Linked DNA regions of Homo sapiens: region 2 is linked to region 1. The links are chromatin contacts, found by Hi-C in ENCODE. All regions are on one chromosome and are shown on one strand. The core of a region is the stretch at or near the end of the contact, and the rest is flanking DNA. Distances in the headings are between cores, read along the strand shown.

Evidence for each region. Hi-C counts contacts between places; a loop is a spot of excess contacts on that map. Pooled maps may share reads with other maps.
Region 2: a map of PC-9 shows a loop between it and region 1 (5-fold over the local background). The contact joins two enhancer-like sites. A Hi-C loop is called at or near these places in 3 of 168 maps with a recorded cell type or tissue (PC-9, endothelial cell of hepatic sinusoid and heart right ventricle) and 1 of 50 pooled maps.

What each region holds. Positions count from the first base shown.
Region 1 is chr6:113,761,620-113,765,876 of GRCh38, forward strand. No RefSeq gene overlaps it. Among named protein-coding and RNA genes, the nearest start is that of MARCKS, 94 kb to the right of the region's middle. Within about 2 kb of position 1,917, at least 4 of the 41 ENCODE cell types and tissues checked have a DNase peak (open chromatin) inside an H3K27ac peak, as active enhancers do; they include PC-9, where a contact is called at or near this core.
Region 2 is chr6:113,716,890-113,721,146 of GRCh38, forward strand. No RefSeq gene overlaps it. Among named protein-coding and RNA genes, the nearest start is that of LINC02541, 69 kb to the left of the region's middle. Within about 2 kb of position 2,367, at least 3 of the 41 ENCODE cell types and tissues checked have a DNase peak (open chromatin) inside an H3K27ac peak, as active enhancers do; they include PC-9, where a contact is called at or near this core.

The DNA of each region.
Region 1 (4,257 bases), core at 667-3,166:
GAAATGCCACAATCACAATGCCTGTTTATGCTATTTTAATAAACATGCAATAGAGAAAGTAGGCTTATGCACATCAAAACTAAGTAAACCTAGTTCTCCAAATTCTTATTTGCAGTATTCTGTATTGAAAGGTGAAGGGTATATGTAGATAACTTTCTGTTGTTTTTGCTATCTTGATGATGAGAAAGGATGGGAGAAGTACCAAATCTAAAGTAAAAAAAAAACCTAGAAGGAGCACAGAGCCAAAGGGTATGAGGAATCTTTAATATATTTTTATTTTTTCTATGCAGCTCTAACACACACACACACACACACACACACACATCCCACACCTTGCTCTTTTTGGAAACCAGAATTCCCCCAATTCTTCGGAAAAAAAGAAGTATTCAACTGAATTTAAAATACAAGAGGGTTGATTATTGCTGAGCAATTAAGACCTGGGAATTTCCTCTTCAAATTTATATTCTGTAGCTATCATCAACATGAGACTCCATATCATTTTTTTTTCCTTAATGCACTTTGGCAGAGGGCTTCATTTCCTATCAAATAGACCGTTTTGCAACCTTCTGTGCAGAACTGTACAGGTGGTCCAAGGGATAATGGAATGAAATTGAGCAAAAGAAATTTTAGTTTGAAAATTAGTGAAAAAAAAAAAATACCTGTAGCAAGGTCCGTGATTCTGTGAAATAATCTCCCAGGGGAACTGGTAATGTCTCCATCACACATATAATTTTAAACAAGAATGGAAAAATACATATGAGAGTATTCTATAAAGATATAGCCTGTATTTTAAAATGAGAGAAAAAATGACCTAATTTTCCCTCTGTAATTTTCATTATTCTGCTCTGAATGGTATCTTCACACATGATATCTGACAATTTGAGTATTTAAGGCAAAAAAAAGAAAAACCACAAAAATGATCTTTGGTCAACTCTTCAAGGCAAGAGTTAAAGAACTTTAAAAGGAAATATTCTTGTCAACAAAAATCGGGTTTAAATGTATGATAAGGTACTCATACTTATTTCATACACATTTATACACTTATTCAGTGTGTGTGGCTTGTTTTAAGATCAAAATTCATATGGGTTTGAATGTAGTCACCATTTCAACATCTCAGTCCCTGCAGCTGATGCTGATATTGATGTTTCCCGTTAAGAGAAAAATCCCGTTTTTTAGGCTGACACAGGAAATACCACTCAGCACTGGAATACATATGAAAATCAGGAAATTTTCAAAGATGTAATGCAGGAAATCAACCAGGGAATATTCAAATTGTCACAATGTGCTTAATATTTTAAACATTTCTTCCTCTTTTAAACAAATGCTGAGCAAAGCTTCCTGTGTTTCAAAAGCAACACTGATGGACTCTCAAAATGGCAAGTCCCACATATTTACCATCTCTTCTCTTCACCCTGAATTTATTTTCCTGACTCAAGGTAGTTTCCAGGGCTTAAAAGATGGCCTATGTGGCACTTAAATGTATTTATGTTTAAACTCCTGTCTTCATGGAGTAGATAAGAAGTAAAATCAGCCATTGTCATGGACAACTTGCTCCTCTGAGTTCTTAACTGTTTTGGGGGGAAAGTGAAATATCAAGGAGTAAGAAACCTGTTTTCAGTTCTTGAGAGACTTACAGGCCAAGTGAGAAGAGGTGATATAATGCTAGGAACATAAACACAAGGCACTGTTATCTGTGTTTCTTTACCTCTAAAATGTGGGAATATTACTTACTTGGTGATAAGATTAGAAAAAATGATTGTTGCAAAGCACTCAGGCACATATAAGTGCTGTATTAAAGATCATTATCATTGAAGAGGAATTCCCAGATGAGTAATTTTAAAAGATGAAGGTGAGCTCAGATACTGGGGAGAAGCAGCTGTCAAGAACAGATGAGACAGTCTGAGGCAGCCCCGGAAAAGTTTCTTGGACAAAGCAGGACTTATACTGGGCCTTGAAAATTTAGAAAGACCAGCTAAAAGGCAAAGAAAGTCTCTGTTTACTTCCAAAAATGGAGATTGGCAGGACTATCTGAGGTGATGACACATTCCTTGAAACTCCTTTCTTGGGTGATCCTGACAGACTGATTTCCCATATCTTTTAAACCTGTTTTTCCAACTAAGTGCAAACATTAGAGATGAGCTCATTTACAATTTAGTCCTAACCCAAATTTGCCCCAGTTCAAACTCCTCCAGAGGACAACCTGAGAGCACTCACTAGCCAATACTTTCTGAAAAACCTCTACAACAGGGCAACACTCTGAAGACCCTTGGAGATCAGTGGGGAATGGGTTTGAGAGCAAACTGAAGCCACCTTTCAACATAAGTCAAAGTTAACCAGGCAATTCCTTTCTAGTCACCATGGACAAGTGAAAGCCCCACACCCCTTGAGTCAATGGGAAGTCATTTCTTAACTCCCTTTTGAGAAATGCTGCTGGTGATTCAGCACTACATCCTGGCTCACTGGGACACTGTAAGTGAAATTTCCTTTAACAGCCACCCCACCACCTTGTGAAAGGTGAGTTTCCCAGGCTAGAATTACTCATGAGCACTCTTGCTACGAGAGGAGAGAGGGTCAGAGGGTCAGAGGTTCAAGGGAAGTCTTTCCTTCACCAACATCGGAGAGACTCCAGAAGCCTCTTTGAGTCAGTACTGTATAATTTACTATCCAAACTGGGAACGTTTTGAGAATAAAATGTGGCACCACTAATAATTGTGCAGCAACAACAGATGGAAATGGGGGAATTTCCAGTCAAATCAGAACACAGGATTATTCTTTTTTCTCTTTTCTTTTTTTTTTTTTTTTTTTTTTTTTGAGACGGAGTTTCACTCTGTCACCCAGGCTGGAGTGCAGTTGCACGATCTCGGCTCACTGCAACCTCCACCCTCCGGGTTCAAATGATTCTCCTTCCTCAGCCTCCTGAGTAGCTGGGACTACAGGCGCCTGCCACCGTGCCCAGCTAATTTTTTGTATTTTTAGTAGAGATAGGGTTTCACCATCTTGGCCAAGCTGGTCTTGAACTCCTGACCTCGTGATCCACCCGCCTCGGCCTCCCAAAGTGCTGGGATTACAGGCATGAGCCACCGCGCCTGGCCTTTCTTGTTTTTTTTTTGAGATGGAGTCTTGCTCTGTCACCCCAGGCTGGAGTGCAGTGGCACGATCTTGGCTCACTGCAGCCTCAGCCTCCTGGGTTCGAGCAATTCTCTTGCCTCAGTCTCCTGATTAGCTGGGATTACAGGCACCCACCACCACGCCTGGCTAATTTTTGTATTTTTAGTAGAGATGGGGTTTCACCATGTTGGCCAGCTGGTCTTGAACTCCTGACCTCAAGTGATCAGCCCACTTCAGCCTCCCAAAGTGCTGGGACTACAGGCGTGAGCCACCGCGCCTGGCCAGAACACAGGATTATTCTGTCTTTAGGTTGTGAGGTCTCATCTTCTAAAAATAAAGACATCCATTTGTCAAGGATTTACTAAGTGTATACTATGTGACATTGTGATATATGCTAGAGATAGTATATTAGCTGTTTTTGCCCCAGAGACCTCAGACTAGTAGGGGTAACCAACACACACACACTGGCATTTATAAAGCACTGTGGAGGTCAGGGACCCTGGGGAACACCTAACACACCTTGCAGAGTCAGAGATAGCATCCCGGAGGAGATACCGACCTATCTATTAATATGTCTTCATTAGGCAATGAAGAAGGCTAACTGAATTCTGGGCTTAAAAATAGCATGTAGTGTCATTGAAAAACAAAAATATCTAATATTTATGGACCAGTTACTGTGTCCTGGCCATTCTACATGTAATAACTCATTTAGCCCATACTTCTAGGACCTCCATCTTGCAGATAAGGAAATAGTAAGTAATTTCCAAGATATACCAGTATTAAAACACTAAAAGCATCTGTGTCCTTTTCTCTGAATCTTGTTTTGACCAAGAGTACATGGAAGTGATGCTATGAGACTTCTGAGGCCAGGTTACAAGAGACCAAACAGCTTCTACCTGGTTTTCTGGAACATATGTGTTGGATCTCTGAGATCCCAATAAAATGCCCACCTACCTGGAAATCACCATGCTGGAGTGGTGACCTGAAGGCACTCCAGTTGACAATCCCTGCTGAGTCCATCTTTCAGCCATTGCGGTCCAGGAACCAGGCAAGTGAGAAACCATCATAAAACAGATCCTCCAGACCAGCATAGATGAGCTGTCCCCACTGGCCTTTCTCTGAATCTGGACCCACTGAATTTGTAGCCTT
Region 2 (4,257 bases), core at 1,117-3,616, 44 kb before region 1:
GGTTTACAAGTGTCCATTTCTGTGGTCTTTTCAGTTGACCTATTATATTTCAATACATTAATTTTTTTCAGATTCATACTTATAATCAATAGGTAAGTCAGAGAGCTCCCTGTGAAACATTATTTAAAATTAAGTAAATTAAATTTAAAAATTAAATTATTTAAAAACTCCATTCAATGTACACTTAAAAACAGTTAAAATGGTAATTTTTGTTATCACAATTTTTAAAAATTAAAAATGTAATATACCAAAAACAAAGTACATTTTATTAAACTTTTACACAAAATTTTTAGAGACAGGAATCTTGCTATGTTGCCCAGGCTGGACTCGAACTCCTGGGCTCAAGGGATCCTCCTGCCTCAGCCTCCCAAGCAGCTGGGACCACAGGCTCATGCCACCACAGCCAGCAAAAATGAGGCATACTTTATTTCTTTATCTTTTATTTTTTAATACTCTTTAAACCAGATAGTGACACACTATTTTATTTTATTTTATTTTATTTTATTTTATTTTAAGACAGGGTCTCACTCTGTTATCCAGGGACTGGAGTGCAGTGGTATGATCTGGGCTCACTGCAGCCTTGACTTCCCAGGTGATTCTCCCACCTCAGATTCCTGAGTAGCTGGGACCACAGGCACACACATCCATGCCTGACTAATTTTTTTTGTATTTTTATTAGAGACAGGGTTTCACCCTGTTGCCCAGGCTGGTCTTGAACTCCTGGACTCAAGCAATGTGCCCACCTCGGCCTCCCAAAGTGCTAGGATCACAGCCATGAGCCACCGCATTTAGCCTAGGCATACTTCAAATGGCTGCATTGTATGGTATGTGAATTATATCTCAATAAAGCGTGTAAAAGACTCTCCATTCAAAATAGGGAAAAATTTTCAATTCTATTTGCACAAAAGGGGTCACAACAAATGTCCTTATTCTTAGTGGATACAGCCCATTCCTTTCTCTCTAAGTATTTTCAGTCAAAGCAAAACTTTTGGTCACTTGAGACTCAGAGATTTTCTTTAGAAAACACTGATTTAGGTCTCCTAAGGAAAAGAGACCAGGCACTGTGGCTCATGCCTGTAATCCCAGCACTTTGAGAGGCCGATGTGGGCAGATCGCTTGAGGTCAGGAGTTCAAGACCAGCCTGGCCAAGATGGTGAAACCCCGTCTCTACTAAAAATACAAAAATTAGCCAGGTGGGGTGGCGGGTGCCTGTAATCCCAGCTCCTTGAGAGGCTGAAGCAGGAGAATTGCTTGAACCCAGGAGGCAGAGGTTGCAGTGAGCTGAGATCACACCACTACACTCCAGCCTGGGCTACAAAGTGAGACTCTGTCTCAAAAAAAAAAAAAAAAAAAAAAAAAAGGAGAAGGAGAAACTAAAAATAAATATATAATTATGAAGTGTTTCTTTCTATCTAGCTTAATAATCCTACCTTTGTTTTTAGAAAATAGTGAAATAACTCGATTCCATCATTGTTCTTCAATCTCTTTTTTCCCTTCCTCTTGCACTCTCTTCCCTGGAATAATAAGGGTCTTTCTTGAGATGCTCCTGGGGAGGAGAACAGAGCTTTTGTGTGGGCTCCCCAGTTAGTTCAGTGCTTACCTCAGTCAGGGTGTTCTTGTTACCTGCATTCAACAATGTCACACTAAGGTATGAGGGACTAGAAGGGTTACAATGAGTTAACATTCCCAGAGATGGTCCTGTTTGGAAGGGTTTGCTCATTAATTCAAACGGATAAATCTTGGGGGCAGGAGGGTCTGTAGTGGTGGGGCTGGATTTGTCCAAATTAATTTTGGTCAGATGGGATTTTCCATCTACCTCAAACGTAACCACAATAAACTACGTCTGTGTCTGAAGCCATCACCATCTATCTTTCCTTTGGAGTTTCAATCTTTCATTTTATGAGGACACCACTAAGATGGACGATGTATGATGTATCCAACCTTGTCTACAAACTGCCTGATAGGCCTGAAGATGGTCATTTAGAAAATTTCTGTCACTGGAGAAACAGCAAAGCCTTTTGTAAAGCATGTGTCCATATCCTTCACTGTTTACCAAACAAGGATAGGAGGTCAAAAGTTTTTAAATTCATTTAACTCAGAAAGCACCACTTTAGTGTTTCCAAGGTTAAGAGACTTGACCACGGTTAACTGGTCAACTAATAACAAATAACAGAGCTGGAAATGGAAACTAACTCTAACTCTCCTTATTCAAATCCTTTAATTAGTACCAAGGCTTGATCTCCTTATCTGCTTGTGATGGTTGAGAAGCTAAGAAAGAGATTATATGGCTCCTAAGGCCCCTCCTAGGTTTATGACTGTAGGGATTTGACTGCAGGGAAAGTTTCATCAGAATAGTGACAAATTAGCCAACATTGCCCCACCTAAGGGTGACTCAGGGACATTCTGCTGTTTTTATCTGGAGTGATAGGGTCAATTGTCTCTCTTCTGAGGACAACATTTAATATACAAAGGCACAGATTAAAATCTTATGATCTGCCAGGTGTGGTGGCTGTCGCCTCTAATACCAGCACTTTGGGAGGCAGAGGCAAGTGGATCACCTGAGGTCGGAAGTTCGAGACCAGCCTGACCAACATGGGGAAACCCCATCTCTACTAAAAATACAAAATTAGCCGGGCGTAGTGGCACATGCCTGTAATCCCAGCTACTGGGAGGCTGAGGCAGGAGAATCTCTTGAACCCGAGAGGTGGAGGTTGCAGTGAGCCGAGATCGCACCATTGCACTCCAGCCTGGGCAACAAAAGCGAAACCCCAGCTCAAAAAAAAAAAAAAAATAAAAACTTATGATCATCATAGAAAAAAATGTCCAATGCATGATTCAGACTTGTGTAACATCACATAATGATGTCATTGTATTAGTAGCACATTCAAAATGTTTATGCAGAAGGGGTAACAATCTGGTTGTTAGCTGAGAATGGGGATCATGGCCACCTTCTCTTTCCCCAGTACCACCTTGGCAAGGTCCAATTGCATCAGGAGCATAGCAGCCACATCCTCCATTTTCTTCTTAATAAGGAGCATGAACTCTGCAATTAGCCCACCCTTTTTCCATTTTGAGTAGGATCCTTACTTCAAATAGCCTACTTCTGTCCCACCCCTTCCCTACCTATCATCTCCATCACTTATATTCATCTTCTGAGCTTCCCCACTAGTGTCCCTATCTGGTCCTGTCTTCCCTGGTTGCCTCTTCCTACCTGCACAGTTTACATTACACCCTCTGCCTCCCCATTTCTCCCTTGTGAGGTAGTTACTATTACCCTCATTTTACAGAGGAGGAAACTGCAGCAAAGAGCCAGTCTAGTGATATTGGTTTAAACAAGAGTACGCCTTTAGAAGTGAAAGAAGGGGTTGATGAGGCTGTGAAGAGCAAGAAATACTTAAAGAAGCTATCCCAAAAAGCAAGAAACGGGAAGGACACTTTCTTCCTCTTGTTTTTCCTCCAGCAAAGGCCCACTTTACCTAAAGACCTGGAACTCAAGATTCTTTTTTATTTTTTCTTCAACTTTTATTTTTAGCTCAAGGATACGTGTGCAGGATGTGCAGATTTGTTACATAGGTAAACAAATGTGTGTGATGATGGTTTGCTGCATAGATCATCCCATCAGCTAGGTATTAAGCCCAGAGTCCGTTAGCTGTTCTTCCTGATGCTCTCCCTCCCCTGACTCATGCCCCTCCGACAGGCCCTCGTGTGTGTTGCTCCCACCCCATGTGTCCATGTGTTCTCATCACTTAGCTCCCACTTACATGTGGTGTTTGGTTTTCTGTTCCTCTGTTAGTTTGCTAAGGATAATGCCTTTCAACTCCACCCATATCCCTGCAAAGGACATGATCTCATTCCTTTTTATGCCTTCATAGTATTCTTGAAAAGACTCAGTTAAGAAGTCATTGGAGCCAGGCGAGGTAGCTCACCTGTAATCTCAGCATTTTGGCAGGCCAAGGTGGGAGGATCGCTTGAGCCCAGGAGTTCAAGAGCAGCCTGGGCAACATAATAAGATCCGATCTCTACAAAAAATTTAAAAAAAAAAAAATTAGCCAGGTGTGGTGGCTCACACCTGTAGTCCCAGCTACTTGGGAAGGTGAGGTGGGAGGACTGTTTGAGCCCAGGAGGTCAAGGCTGCAGTGAGCTGTAATCACGCCACTGAACTCTAGCCTGGGTGACAGAACAAGACCCTGTCTTAATTTAAAAAGTGAAGAAAAAAAAAAAGAAAGAATTGGAGGTTGTTCTCATCATAAAAAATAA